Linked DNA regions of Homo sapiens: region 2 is linked to region 1. Evidence: chromatin contacts called from ENCODE Hi-C or POLR2A ChIA-PET data. All regions are on one chromosome and are shown on one strand. Each heading gives the region's core, a stretch centred on a gene start or an enhancer-like site at or near the end of the contact. The rest is flanking DNA. Distances are from core to core; before and after follow the strand shown. Region 1 holds the start of LINC02777 (long intergenic non-protein coding RNA 2777). Region 2 overlaps LINC01358 (long intergenic non-protein coding RNA 1358).

Region 1 (7,304 bases), core at 3,587-6,086:
CCAGGATTAAAGTCCACCAGGCATAGTCCTTATTGGCTATTTCTATGAGGAATCTCAAATCCACATGGCTTCCCTGGATGACAACGCTGACTTTGACTAGCCCTGGGATCTGGGGCATTCCCAGTGTGCTGCTGGCTTGATCCAGGCCTAATCCTTTGCCCAGGACTGACCTTTCACAGTTTACAGAGCACTTTATCTCCTGGCTCAGTGAAGTCTCACAGAACCCTCCAGAGAGAAGGGAGTTTATCATCACCCTCAATTTACAGATGAGGAAGCTGAGGCTGCGATTGTAACTGACTGACTGCTGGCTACGCAGCTACAAGTGACCGAGTCCAGCCTGAAAGCCACATATATTCTCCCACAAAATCCAGAGCTGCCAAACACATCCTCCTCCATGAGTCTTGCTTTGTGCCCATCACTGAGCTCCATGCCCCGGGCGAGCCATCGTTCCTGCCTGGCGAAGTCCACAATCCAATAAGGAGGGAAGGTTGAAGGGATGAATCTCAACAGAATTGTGCACAGTGAAAGAAGCCAATGAAAGAAGAGTACATATTGTATAATTCCATTTATAGAAAACTCTAGAAAATGCAAGCTGATCTACAGTGACAGAAAGCAGATCCATGGTTGTTTGGGGAAGTGAGGCAGAAGGAAAGGATTCAGAGAAGCACAAGGAACCTTTTAGGGTGGTAGACATGCTTACTATCTGGTACTGAGAGTTTCTCATGTCTGCACGTATCTAATTGTACACTTTAAATACACACAGTTTATTGTATGTCAATTATATCTCCATAAAGCTATTTAAAAAGAGGAACGTAAGTGGGGAAAAGAATGAAGGAAGTTGGCTGGCGTATAATTAAGTAAGTCTGTGAGCAGTCTTAAAGTGGGGACACAAAGTACCATGGGCACGTAAGAGAAGAAGGTAGAGATTCATTCCCAAACGGAAGAGATCAGGAAGGAGTTCTTAGAACAGGGTTTCAACAAAGCTCAAGGTATGGATAAGTAAGGGTCAGGTTAAGAAAGATTCAGATGGAAGATACAGATAGAGTTTATTTGGGAAATAGAGAGTGGAGTATTATACACACGCACAATTCGCCTTTTTACCCAAGTTTTGAAGGACTGAAGTTAAAACTAACAGCAACTATCCTCTCTTTTCTTCAGAAATTCAGACACATGCCCTACTTGGCAGGCAGCTAGTTTTGCTAATAAGATTCCTGCCCTTCTCCCTCCCTCTCTGTGCATCTCATCCCTTCGGTCCCGCTGAGGCCCCTACCCTCTCGGATTTCCTCTTTGAACTGAACTGCCAAATACTTGCCAGCTTCCAGGGCCCTGAGTACCCACATTTCAGCCTCTTCCAAACCCCAGAGTAAGAAGGAGATTTGGGGAGTTCTGGGTGGGCATGTGATGGGAGACTAGGTCCAACATAAAAAGATATTTCCCTTTTTCTTCCATACTTTTTGGCTTAGTAATTGACATGTGACCATTGGAGAATTTTGAATAGTTTATTAGAATACATTGTGATAGAGAAGAAGGAAATTCAAGAATTGTTACAATGTTGTACACTGATTAACTGGCTAATTTGCTGCAAAACCAATTCTGATCACTGCTCTTATGGTTTGTAATACATTATTTTGGGTTTGGATGATCCTGTTATTCATAGCTTTACATAAAGAAATATTCCAATGACATATGAAACCCATATATGAAATTGTGGGTTAGCTCTTGCTTTCAATTTTGTATTATGTTTGTTGATTTTAAACTGTCTCCTTTCAAAAGTTTCCTTATTAATTAAATAAACCACTCAGCCACATTCCCCTCATCTAACTCAGTACCCAAGTGTAAGCTCAATTCTGGAGTCGCCTTTCCAACCTTGGCTTAAGGGACATTAGTCACTAGGAACAAAACATGGCATTTGAACAGCTGTTTTGGGTATTCAGAGTCCAAACCCTACAGGTCTGGAGAAGGTGGGGGTTGGGGGAAGGAAACCAATATTTACTTACTGAATACCTACTCTGAGCCAGGCACTGGGGACTTCACAGAGAGTATGTCTTTTAATTTTCTGAACAGCTCATTAATGTGTTCTGCCTCCTCTAGGCATAGCAAGGTTAAGAATTTATCAAAGATCACACAGCTCATAAGTGGTGGAGCTGGGACTTGAACCCATGCAATCTGACTCTAGAGCTTATATTCTTGAATACTTCCCTATGTGTACTTTGTTGAACCCTCCCATGCCAAGATGTAGGAGCCATTATTATCAAATCTGTTTTCCAGATGGGAAACCAGAGGCTCAGAAGAGTAATTTTCCCAACGTAAATTAAACAGAGACCCTGGATTTAAACTCTGTGATCCTGGGCAAGTCACTTCACTCATCTATCCATCATCCATCTGTCCACTCATTAATTCAACAGATAGTGTCAACTGTTTACTCCAGGGACTGTCTTGTCCCTAGAGATGAAAAGATATATAAAATCTGGCCCTTGCTTTTTAAGAACTCATAATCCAGTGAAGAGGGCAAACACCTACACAACAGTAAGACAAATGACTGCAATATGACGGGTGCTTAAGAGGTGTCTAAAAAGAGCCACAAGAACATAGAGGAAAAGCATCAAATTACTTGATGAAGTAAAGCAAGGAGGCCTCTGGAAAGGAAGGGACATTGGGCTGATATGCTCTCCAGGCAGAGAAAGGGGGAAAGGGGTTACTCCAGGGAGAGAGAGCATCAAAGGTTAAAAAAAAAAAAGGGGTCACATATTGAGTGCTTACCACCTGTTTTAAGTGCCATCTCTCTGATTCCCATGTCAATTCTGTGAAGTAGGTATTATTCAGACCACTTTATAGAAGAGGAAACATAGGCACATAGAGAACAGGCACCTTGCCTTTGCTCACACAGCTAGTAAGGAATAGAGCTAGAATTCAGCCCTGGGCAGCCTAGCTTCAGAGCCCATCCTCTCAGCTACTCTACTTGGAGTGTTTGGGGGCAGCTGCTAGTAGTTCCTCACAGGTGAGGCAGGCAGTGCAACTGGTCACATAGGCAGGAATCTGGTCTACAGGGTCTTCCTGTATGCCGGCTTTAGGCACTTTCTTCATGAGGCCTTACATGTTCTTCATCTAGGACCTGGACCTTTTGGGATCCATGAAAATAATAATGCTGTGGTATATGCATGTGTGCTTGTGTGTTGAGGGGTACACCCACCTTTCTCAGGGGAATTATACAGTTCCATTTTTTTTTTTTGAGACAGAATCTTACTCTGTCCCCCAGGCTGGAATGCAGTGGCATGATCTTAGCTCACTGAAACCTCTGCTCCCGGGTCCAAAGGATTCTTGTGCCTCAGCCACCTGAATAGCTGAGATTACAGGAGTGCGCCACCACGCTCGGCTAATTTTTGTATTTTTAGTAGAGATGGGGTTTCACCATGTTGGTCAGGCTGGTCTTGAACTCATGGACTCTTCTCTATCACAATATATTCTAAGGCAGGCAGCGATCTGCCTGCCTCGGCCTCCCAAAGTGTTGGGATTACCGATGTGAGCCACCGTGCCAGGCTTCTATTTGCTTTTGCTTTTGATACACCCATATCTGCTCATTGTAGGAATATTGGGTGCCTTCAGCTCAGCTGGATTCTCTTGGCTTCAGTGTCAGTATTTGAATTCTTGTTCATTTTCTGCTTTCCCTCCCCAGACTGGTAAGTCCATGAGGACAGAGTCCTTGTCTATCCGCCAGACCACCAGTGTCCAGCACAGTGCCTGGCACACAGTAGGTATTCAATAATTGTTTAATGAACTCTGGGGCTTTGATTAATAATTTAGTTAGAGAGTAAATTAATTGTGAGTTAAATCTAGTTTGGTCAACAACATACTTTACACTGTGCAGTCAGTGGGGCAGGAGGGAATCACAGAAGGGTCTTTGAAGATGAAAAGTGCAGGGACTATTGGCCTAGATCAGTGGTTTACACATGAAGCTGTACTTTTAGACGAGCTTGCCTTCCGGGATTTCGATCCCTGGTCTGAGGTGCTGTTTGAGCTTCCCAGGTGATTCTGAAGTCACCAGATCGGTATTGAGGGATGCCAAATTTGGGGGACTTCCTGTTCTAACGTATTTCTTTTTGTCCCCCGAACTCATTCAACTTGTGCCTGAACGGTCTCAGCAATGGGAGCTCATTATTTCACAAGGCGAGCTGCCCAACCCAGCGTAACCACAACGACAACAATCACAGTGACACCATGTAGGGACCATACATTGAGCATTTCTTAGGTGTCAGGTACCGTACATACATGCTGCTCACTCCAAAGGCGAGGTGGGTAGTACTTGTCTGCATATGACAGCTAAAGAAACTGCAACTCCGACGTTGGTGGCGCTGGGAGTCTCAGTGGCGGCGGGGCGGGGCAGGGCCGGGACCGAGGCCACGTCCCGCCCGCCGCCCGGCTTCCCGCCCATGGGCCTCGGCAGTGCCCGCGGGAGGAGCGGGTGGAGGGAGCCGCTCGCCACGTCAGCGCACGCCCGCCCCGGCGCTCCGCCCGGCCCTCCTGGGCCTCCCCATAGAAGGTTAACCCGGGCCGGATCCCACGAGGACTGGTGGGGGCCGGGCGGCCCGTGATTTCAGTTTCCGAAGAGTCCGGCCCTGCGCAAAGGCGGGCAGGGAGGAGGAGTTCGGGAAGCCTTCCCGACAGTCTGTAGATGAAATGAACGCGCCCCGCCTGAGCGCCACTCGGGGAGCGCGCCGAGCCAGTGCAGCACCGCGGCCTCCCGGCCCGCCAGGCTGAGGGTTTCCGCGGGCCCTGACCCTGCTGGCCCCCACCGGGCCAGTGAAAGCAGCAGGCTTTATGCGGCTGTCGGGCTCGGGGCGAGGAGCCGGCTCCACCCTCCCAGTCTGGGCCCATCCTCCGGCCTCGGCCAGCCCCTTCCCTCCCTCTCTTTGGCGTTCGCGTTCCCTCGGCCTAGCAGACCTCTTAGAATGTTTGTTTTCCTTCTGAGAAAGAGCGGAGGGACGTGGCCAAGACCAACATGAACTGCAAACACGGGACATCCTCTGTGTGGGGGGACATTTTTCTGGGACCAACAGACCTGGGTCTGAATACCCATCCTGCCGCTTCCTCGCTGGGTGACCTTTGTATATCTTTCTCCATCTCTCTCAGCCTCATTATCCTCATCTGTAAAATGGGGATAATGACGCCTTACCTATCTTTAAGATACATTCTGAGGATTAGATTGGATAAATACGGATCATACATTTTAAGCACTTAGTGCTGTCAATGGCAATTAACATTATTATTCATTATATTGTTATTATGAATGACTGATAATGACACTCAAGATTATTAATGCTACTGTGTCAAAAATATGCTCAATTAAATTTATTTTTAGTGAGTGAAATAGTTTTATGAAAGGTAAATAAAGAGGAATAATACTGGGTCGGGAAGTATATACACGTTATCTCATTTAATATTCAAACAGCTTCAGAAGGTGGGTGTTATCATCCCCATTCTGCAGATGAGAAAGTTGAGGCTCTTGGAGGTTCATTAACTTGCCCACCTCACACACTTCAAGCCTAATGTCCTGCCCTCCCTCTCTCACTGACTTCCTTGACTGCATCCCTTAAGCTCCAGTCCCTTTCTACCTGCCTGCCTCAGCAAAGACTCGTCCATCTGCAGAGAAACCTGGAGGAAAGTGAGTCAGCTCTGGAAACTGGATAAAGCTCACCTCCTCCAGGCAGCTTTCCTGATTCTCTCCCTCCTCCCCCTGTAAAATTAATCCTTCCTTCCTTTCTTCTCTTGGTGCCCATAGTATGAGGTTGCACACACTTATTGCAGGTTGTGTCTCCCACCTGGGGAGTATGCCTGTCTAAGGCAGACGCCACATACTTTTTCACTCTTGAAGGGTCAATATGGTGTTGTGGTTAAGGGCACAGGCTTAGGAGCCCAACTGTCCAGTTTCAGATCTTGGCTTTACTACCTACTGGTTGTGAGCCTTAACCAAGTGACTTAACCCCTTTCAGCCTCACTGTCCTTATCTACAACATGGAGATTGACAATAAGATCAGCCTTGTGGGGTTGCTATAAGGATTGAATGAGTTAAGATATAGAAAGCAATTTGAACCTCTAAGTAATCAGATGTTCACTGAATGAAGACGGAATCGTGAAGGTCTTGAATGTTGCTTACTAAGATAGTGAGATAGAAAGCATGTTGCAGAGTTAAGAGCAGGAGTAGGTATCAGAGACCTAGGTTCTCATCCTGGCTCTGCCTTTAACTTTATGTTTGGATTGGGCCTGTTCCTCCCTCTGTCTGAATCTGTTTCCCCTTCTGCAAAATGATAAGTTTGGCTCCCGCTGCTAGATGACTTCAAAGGGTAATATTCAGTGTATTAATTCTGTGCCTCTAGGACTTTGCTTGTGTAATGTTCCCAGTTAGCGGTCACACTAAAAAATAAATGACTGGTTTGCCCCTGGAAGCATGAAGCTCAACCACTGGCTACCATGAACTCAGAGGTAGAGGATTGTACCAGTTTTGATAATTGCCAGCTTTTTCTGGGCAGGTCTTAGTGCCTGGCATTGGGCCAAGTGCCATCATTGTCTTGTTTAGTATTCTCAAGAACCCTGTAAAGAAGTCACTACTATGATCCCCTTTCTATAGCTGAGGAAACAGAGGCTAGAGGTTAACAAGCTTGTAACTAGTTGGGTGGGATGTAGGATCATCACTTGTCAGGCTTTGGCTCCCAAGGCCTGCAAGAATCCTCTCTAACACATGCCTGTTTCGATACCTCTGGGGACAAAGAACCTATTGTCTTTCAAGCCTGTTCATTATTAAGAATCCTGAACAGCCAAAAAGGGTACAGCTGCCTTTTTACGTGAGTTTCATTCATGACTTTGCACTTGGGCTCCAGGAAGACATGATTTGTATTAAGGGTTAAGAAAAGGGAGAATATGAATTCCACCAAGGGAGGGTCTCAGGAGTAGTTTACAATTGGGTGGCCAGAGGACAGAAGCCTCTGCTCCTACTTTTTTGGGCCTCACCCCCAGCCCCCACTGATGGGGTCCTGCCTGGGGACAGAGCTGTGGGATGCTAAGGAATTTCAGTACAGCCTTGATTGGGAGTGGGCTGAACTCAAAGCATCAGAAATGTGCATCTATAATTCCCAGTCAATTGAGATACATTTCCTTGGAGGTAGGGTTTGGAGTGTGGTGGAGGCAGCGAACACATTAGCAAAAAGTTAGGCTAAATCAGACCTGCAAAACTGGAGGGAGAAATTGGCTCCAGGTTTTATTCAGTTTACTGTCTTTAAAAACAAACAAACAAACAATGAAAAACCACAAAT
Region 2 (7,304 bases), core at 3,358-5,857, 160 kb after region 1:
AGTGAAGGGGGTGGTGAAGTAGAGAGGGAGGCAGGGGCCAGATCAAGTAATCCTTTCCATGAGAAAAGGATATGAGATTTTGTCCTAAGTACAATGAGAAATCTTTGGGGTTTATTTACTGATGACAATACTGAGGAAGCTTCAGGAGTCCTGAGTTGATCAGATTCACTTTTTAAAATTAAAAAAAAAATTGTGAGACAGGGTCTCTGTTGCAAGTCTGGAGTGGTCTGATCATAGTTCACTGCAGACTCGAACTCCTGGGCTCAAGCAATTCTCCTGCTTCAGCCTCCCGAGTAGCTGGGACTACAGGCATGCGGCACCACACCCAGTATATTAACATTTTTAAAAGATTACTCCTGGGTACGACATGGCAATTCTGAAAGGGAATGAGAGAGGGGACAAGAGGGAGGGGTTAGGAGGCTAGGATTTTAGCAAAGTAAAAGTGTAGAAGTCCATAAACTGGCCCAAGGTCACAGGCAGAGCTGAGATCCAAGCCTGGACCTATGTGGTAACCACCAAGCTAGTGTCTCCAGGTTTCTGCCTCCCAAGACTAACTTGCTGGAGCCGTGGAAGCCACCTCAGCTCCTCTCCCAAGGAGTAAGTGTGTGTCTCCATCAGAGCTGGGGGGTAAGCAAGCACTGGCCTGGAAAGAACTCATTATGACAGTAGCTAGCCATGCCTTGCTGTCTGCCCCCCTCTGTCTGTCTCTCTCAAGCGCTGTCTCTCTCTCAATCTCTCTCTCTCATACACACACACACATGCACACACACACACATATACACACACAAATACCCTCCCTTCATTGTGACTCTACTCCCCCTACTCTCCCAGAACCTGAATTGAAAAAGCACTTTTTCTCCAGCTTCTCAGAATTTTCGGTAGTGTCAAATGTTCTCAAGGAATTCTTGCAGAGAAGAGCTCTTTGCAAGCACAGAATACATCCCAGTTGCTTTTGTAACCTCAGCATGAACTAGTGGTGACAGGTGACAGATGGACCATGAGTCTGGGAACTCAGTTTCGATTCAGGCTTTACAATGACTAGGTGTGCCTTACGAACTTTTTAAAGTGGGGACAAAAATTCTACTTGCTTTTCAGGATTATGAGGATTAAGTGAGACAATGTAGTATAGGAAAAGGCTTTGAAAATAGCAAAGCTGTGTATAAATATTCATTGTGATATTGACACAGATTCTGATCAATCAAAAGTTGCACCTGAATGGATTGGTGTTTTCCTGTCTCCCCACCTGTGACACACCTGTGCACAGAGTCAGGGGTGCAGCCCTTCCTTCCAGCATACATCTAATCCAGCTACCTCTCTATACATATCCTGCAGATGTTAAGCACATACAGGGCTAGCCCTCCTTTCTTACCATGCACACCATCAGCTTCATCCTCTGCCTGCTTCTGTTCATATCCTGGCAAAGGGAAATGAGAAAATTCTGGTCATCCCATAGCATCAAAGGCTTCTGTCCATAATATTACAAAATTCTACTAAATCGTGATATGGTAAGACATAATAATAAAGTGTTGTATTTGGATTATCTCGGTGATTCCAAGATATTAGTCATTTTTGATCCACCTTTGTTATTTTTGCCATATATGGGTATCATCATGTTATATTGCCGCCAATGCGCTTTAACGTCATTCAGTGTAGATTCAGTGAGCTCTGCAAGTCTGTGTCAGTGTATTAGTCCATTCTTACATTGCCATAAAGACATACCTGAGACTGGGCAATTAATTTTTTTAAAAAGAGGTTTAATTGGCTCATGGTTCTGCATGCTGTACAGGAAGCATGGCTGGGAAGGCCTCAGAAAACTTACAATCATGGTGGAAGGCAAAAGAGAAGCAGGCACGTCCTACATGGCCAGAGAAGGAAAAGAGGGTGAAGGGGGAGGTGTGATACACTTTTAAGCAACCAGATCTCATTAGACTTACTCACTATCACAAGAACAGCAAGGCAGAAATTCAACCCCATGATCCAATCATCTCCCAAACCCCTCCTCCAAAACTGGGGATTACAATTCAACATGAGATTTGGGCAGGGACACAGACCCAAACCATATCAGTTTATTTTATTCTACATCATGGATGTCTAGTGACCCTAAGCAGGAAAACACACTGCTGGAGTATTAAGCCAGCATTTACTCAAAAGGCCACTCCAGAGCCATTTCAGTTACTTTCATCTCTGTTCAACACCAGAAGTTTTATTAGTTATCATAATAGAAATTATAAATAGGGCTTTGTTAATGAAGTTAATGACTTTAAAGATACGTGGGTTAGGAGATTGTTTTGTTTTATTTTGTTTTGAGATGGAGTCTCACTCTGTCACCCAGGCTGGAGTGCAGTGGTGTGATCTCAGCTCACTGCAACTTCCACTTCCTGGGTTGAAGCAATTCTTCTGCCTCAGCCTCCTGAGTAGCTGGGACTACAGGTGCGTGCCACCATGACTAGTTAATTTTTGTATTTTTAGTACAGACAGGGTTTCACCTGCAGGGAGCTTTTTACCCTTCACTCTTTGGAATGATGACTGAAGCTTAATCTTTAAACAGTTGAGTCCAGCCACTGATTTAGAGCATTCTAATTGCTGCTATGGTGGCCATGACAATGGGCTCCTCAGATCTCAAACTACATGCAGCATAAGTGCCCTCATTGCTGGGCACTGGAATCCATCTCTGCACCTGCATCTGGGCCATGCTCCCACTGCTGCTCCCAGCCAATCACTGAGCACTCTGGGAGTACTAAAATAGGTCAGGTCCTGGGGAGATCGGGGGCTCCTCTGATGAGCCAACATTAGCTCAGGCCTCCCCAACAACATTGCCATACTTCTCTTAGAGGTGCACTGCAATCTAGACCCTTAATGCCCAATTTCCCTTCATTAATCCCCCCTCTCTTCTGCACTTGCATCACTTGCATTCTCTCCTACACTCCCAACTTCCTTTCCCTTGTCTCTCGTAGGCACTTTCCCTAATAAATTTCTCACACATTGAAGCCTATCTGGTGTCTGTCTGTTTCTCAGAGAACCCAGATGAGTGGTCCCTGGAGTGATCTGAGAAAACAATAAGAGGATGCAATGGTCTGAATATTTGTGTCCCCCAAAATTCATATGTTAAAACTTAATTATCAAGGTGATGATATTAGAAGGTGGGGCCTGTGGGAAGATGATTAGGTCATGTGTGTTCCACCCTTACAAGTGCCCTTATAAAAGAAACCCCAGAGAGGCAGCTAGACCCATTTCTACCATGTAAGGACACAGCTTCCAGGGTGTCAGGGTCCTGTCACATGGCAGTGAATGCCCAGTGGTGGCAGGGTCACCAGCAACATTGTAATAGATTGTTCTTGACCAGCATTGGGCTCTGCTTGATATCCAAGCCTCACCTTTGTGCCTTCTTGTTGATTCTGTAAGATAGATACAGGGTGTCCTAACACACATAGTGCCTTTGTATGGGTTTCTTAAAGGCGCGTCCCTCTTAGTAGATCATTAGAAAGAAGCAAACCTTTCTTCAAGCTGAACACAGCTTTCACTCACCCTCACCCAGGACCTTTCTGCTGGACAAAACCTGCACAACTCTACTTGGTAGCAGTAGCTATGCAAATACCACTTCAATTTACTTTTTTCTGTTGAATTCAACAAGAATTTGTTTGTTTGTGGCTGCATTTATGTGTTCACCCAACCTCACTTCCTTTTCATCCTGGACACACAGCTGACTACATTTCCCAGCCTGCCTTGCAGTTCTTTGGCTCTGTATAACTGAATTCTGGCCAATGGAATATGAAAAGAAGTGATGTACTTCCAGAGCTAGCCCACAAAAACTTCCCACTTCATCAGCTATTTGCTCTCTTTCCCCAGCTGCTCACTGATGTCACTTAGAGGAAGGCAGGGGCACAAGATGGGAGGACCCAGAGCTCCGGGTTCTTAAGTAAGTACATAGAACACAGCCCCTCCTGCCTCGCAGTCCCTTCATGCCAAGAAATAAAGTTGTACATAATGTCCAAGCATTGACACTTTGTGTTTGCCTGTTAAAGATGTTAACCCACCATGACAAATACACTGTTTGCAAACAAGAATCCTGATTAGTCCTGGTCTCCTTAGGTTACTTAATTTTGTCCGTGTCTTGTCATCTCAATTAACTTGTAAGTGCCTTAGAAATGAGAGCTAGGGTTTGAAATATACAGTTTTTCTTTATTTAATACCTAGCTCAGGGTATGCCTGTGGGTAAATTAGAGCCAGAAGATTATTTAGAAATATGTATTATTTCTCTCTGCCCCAGTTTCCTCTCCAACAGCATATATTTCACTAAAAAGGAAGACAGAAAGAGAAACAAACTAAGGTTTGGAGAAAGTAAAATCTTAGAAACTGAAAGAATATCAATGGAATATAATTATATACAACTGCTGGTTCTTAAATCAGTTTTCTATATTCACTGATTAGGAAAATAAAGTTGGAAAAATATTTTCTTTTCGTCCTTCCATAGTTTCTCAATAAAAGAAACTTCATTTGTCTTCTATCGCTGCATAACAACTTACTCCAAAACTTACTAGCTTAAAATAACAAACGTTTTTAATCTCAATTCTGTGAGTCAGGAATCTGGGTGTGGTTTGGCTGAGTGTCTCTGACTTAACGTCTCACAAGGTTGTAAGCAGTCAGCTGAGGCTGCAGTCTTATCTGAGGGCTATCAGGGGCAGGGATGGTGATCTGCTTCCGAGCTAACTCATGTGTTTGCAGGCTGTGGCCCCACAGTATGTGGGTCTCTCTATAGGACCACCTGATAATCCGGCAGCTAGTTTTCCCCAAAGTTGGCAATACAAGAGAGAGTACCTAAGATGGAAGCTACAGATTTTTTAAATAACCTAATCTTAGAAGTGGCATAATCAATCCTGCCATGAATGCTAGCATGTAAGTATCATTGGGGGCCATCACAGAAGCTACTTACCTTAGGAACGTTCTAGAATTTTTCAAAGAACCTTTATAAAGGACTATTGGAGTTTCCTGAGCTCTTTTCTATACCAGTTCTCCTCCTATTTCTTCTCCAAACCTAGCCTAATATGTCCATTTGTGCAGTGGTTCAGGATACAGAAAAAACACTTCGCTTACTTTTAAGAGAGAATTTGACATAAAGAATTGTTAACTAAGTGCTAAAGAACTATAATAACAAAAAGAGTAACAAGTGTTAGCAATTACAGGAAATAGTTAACAACCCCTACTGCTGAGGAAACAAAAGGAGAGGTTAGAATGATTAAAAGGCAGAAACTTGAAGGATTAGCCCCAGAGCACTCGAATACAGGTCAAAAATGCATAGCAATTGCTCAGCTGGTGCTGAGGTCTCTGGGCTAGGAAGAGGAGTTCTGTGGAGCTGGAAGCCAGACCTCTTTGGAGGAAACTCCAGCAGCTATGTTGGTGTCTCTGAGGGAATGCAACAAGGCTGCTCCTCCATGTATTGGAAAACTGCAAACTGGACTCAACTGGAAGGAAGTGCTGCTGCCAGTGTGAAGAAGCCAGCCTGAGGTGACAGAAACGGAAGCAAACAGGAAGCAGCCAGTCTTTTCTTCCTCCTCCTGTCATACGGTCTCTCTCAAGCATCCTTTGTTGTCAGGGCCTAAAAGGGAGCTGCTGACAAAGAAGGAATTTGGTTTGTAGAGTCCCAGCCCAGTGTCTCAAAACAGAGTATGGGGGTGAAAGAATTTGTAACTGAAACTGAGAGATAATATCCTCATCACTTGTACGTGAAGCCATCCCCAATTCAAGTGACAGTAATTTGGAATATTCTTTAATTTCCTTTAATGCCCCATAATAATAATGTGTTGACATCTGTACATCTCAATACAGTTCTTTCAAGCCATTATCTTGTTTAATCTTGTGAGAATGACAAAAATCATTCTTTCCCCATTGAAGACAACAGTGCCCAAAAATGTCAATCACTTGCTGAAAGATGAACAATATACAAATGGTAGACTTGGGATTCAGTCTCTCTGATTTCAAGCCTGGGGTCTTTTTTACTATATCGTACTGTCTCCTCAAAATGTTTATCAAGAGCCCTATCCTTATTAGTAAATCCTCAATAAACTAGAAATGAATTCACGCAAACACCTTTACTTATGATCATTTAAATTCTCTTTGAGTGATAGAAATTTCTAGGATTCTCATTCATTCAACAAGTATTCAATGAGCACATTCTAGGCTATAAACTCCTAGGAGAAACCATTTTAAATAGGATAGGGTATATGCAGGAGCAGAGTCTGCATCTGGCCCTCTCACCTGCATGCTTGAAGTGGCAGAAGATAAAATCTCCCTCTCTCCTGTGTACCTTGGGCTAAGGATTCTTCTCTGGATAGCCAGGACCCAGTTGATCCTGAGCCCCCATTGCTAAAGAAATTCTCATTGTTCTTGGTTCCATTAGGTCACTCTTTGATGTCACAGGACATTTTCTAGGGAAAACATGCACCAAACTTTCCCCCTAGTAAGTGGGCAATGGCCCCACAGAAAGATTAAAGAGGAAAAAGCCCCTATTTGGAAAGCCCCAGGTGACTGGATTTCTGAGCCTGTATTTTCATTCTCCCTTCCTTAGCTCTGTGAAGATCCCTTTCTGAAGTAACCATAACCTCTAAATCCCCATAGAAGAATACAACACAAAGAGCTCTGGTCCTCCACTTAATATGCCCAAGCTTGCCACCTTGTCATCTACCACACTGGGGTGTTGCAGTGACTTTGAGCTAGAGAAGAAACTTTAACTCCTTCCAGAAAACATACTGGAGGCACACTGGGCAGGGACAGCTGAAGGCCGTAAACTTTTGTATGGGTCCTCATATTCTTAAGTACTTTGCACCATTAACAATAGTTCTCTTGGGAGGTAGAGTTACCAGGGTGCTTCCGCATTCTGTGTTTTTATATTTCTGTATTGTTTGATGGTTTAACGACCTATGATATGTGTAATTTAATAAATGTGTGTATAAGCATATATTTAAACCCTTTGGAGCTGTTATTGTTACTAAGAGAGTATGTGATACACGGAGACCAGGAGTGGGAGGGAGCTTTTGAAATCATATATAGGCCCTACTACTCCAACTGTATAGCAGCATTAGCTTCACCTGGGATTCTGTTAGAAATGCAGAATCTCAGGACAACCCTGGACCTACTGAATCAGAATCTGCATTTTAACAGATGCTCAGGTGACTTATATACATATTAGCAGTTGAAAAGCCCTCATGTCATCGAGCCAAATTCTGGATTTCACTGTGAAGGAAACAAGAGGGGTAGAGGGAATCACTTGCCAAAAGTTCACACAGCCTATCAGCACCAGAAGTAGGACT

What was found. Hi-C counts contacts between places; a loop is a spot of excess contacts on that map. ChIA-PET counts read pairs that join two places held with the same protein, here RNA polymerase II (POLR2A). Pooled maps may share reads with other maps.
Region 2: a loop to region 1 is called in a map of ascending aorta, with 2.8 times the contacts of the local background. The contact joins the enhancer-like site here to the promoter of LINC02777 in region 1. A Hi-C loop is called at or near these places in 17 of 168 maps with a recorded cell type or tissue (HepG2, IMR-90, MCF 10A and 11 more) and 18 of 50 pooled maps. POLR2A ChIA-PET finds 5 or more read pairs at or near these places in 1 of 52 experiments (endothelial cell of umbilical vein).

The regions. Positions count from the first base shown.
Region 1 is chr1:58,899,302-58,906,605 of GRCh38, forward strand. It overlaps LINC02777 (long intergenic non-protein coding RNA 2777), which reads right to left and starts at 4,837. Exons shown (of 5, transcript NR_183656.1): 1 at 4,267-4,837. It overlaps JUN-DT (JUN divergent transcript), which reads left to right. Exons shown (of 2, transcript NR_108106.1): 2 at 1-411. RefSeq lists an enhancer at 1-170 and silencers at 4,231-4,620, 4,681-4,930.
Region 2 is chr1:59,058,269-59,065,572 of GRCh38, forward strand. All of the region lies in intron 2 of LINC01358 (long intergenic non-protein coding RNA 1358), which reads left to right. Among named protein-coding and RNA genes, the nearest start is that of LINC01358, 41 kb to the left of the region's middle. RefSeq lists an enhancer at 1-152. Within about 2 kb of position 4,608, at least 16 of the 41 ENCODE cell types and tissues checked have a DNase peak (open chromatin) inside an H3K27ac peak, as active enhancers do; they include ascending aorta, endothelial cell of umbilical vein, heart right ventricle and 1 more, where a contact is called at or near this core.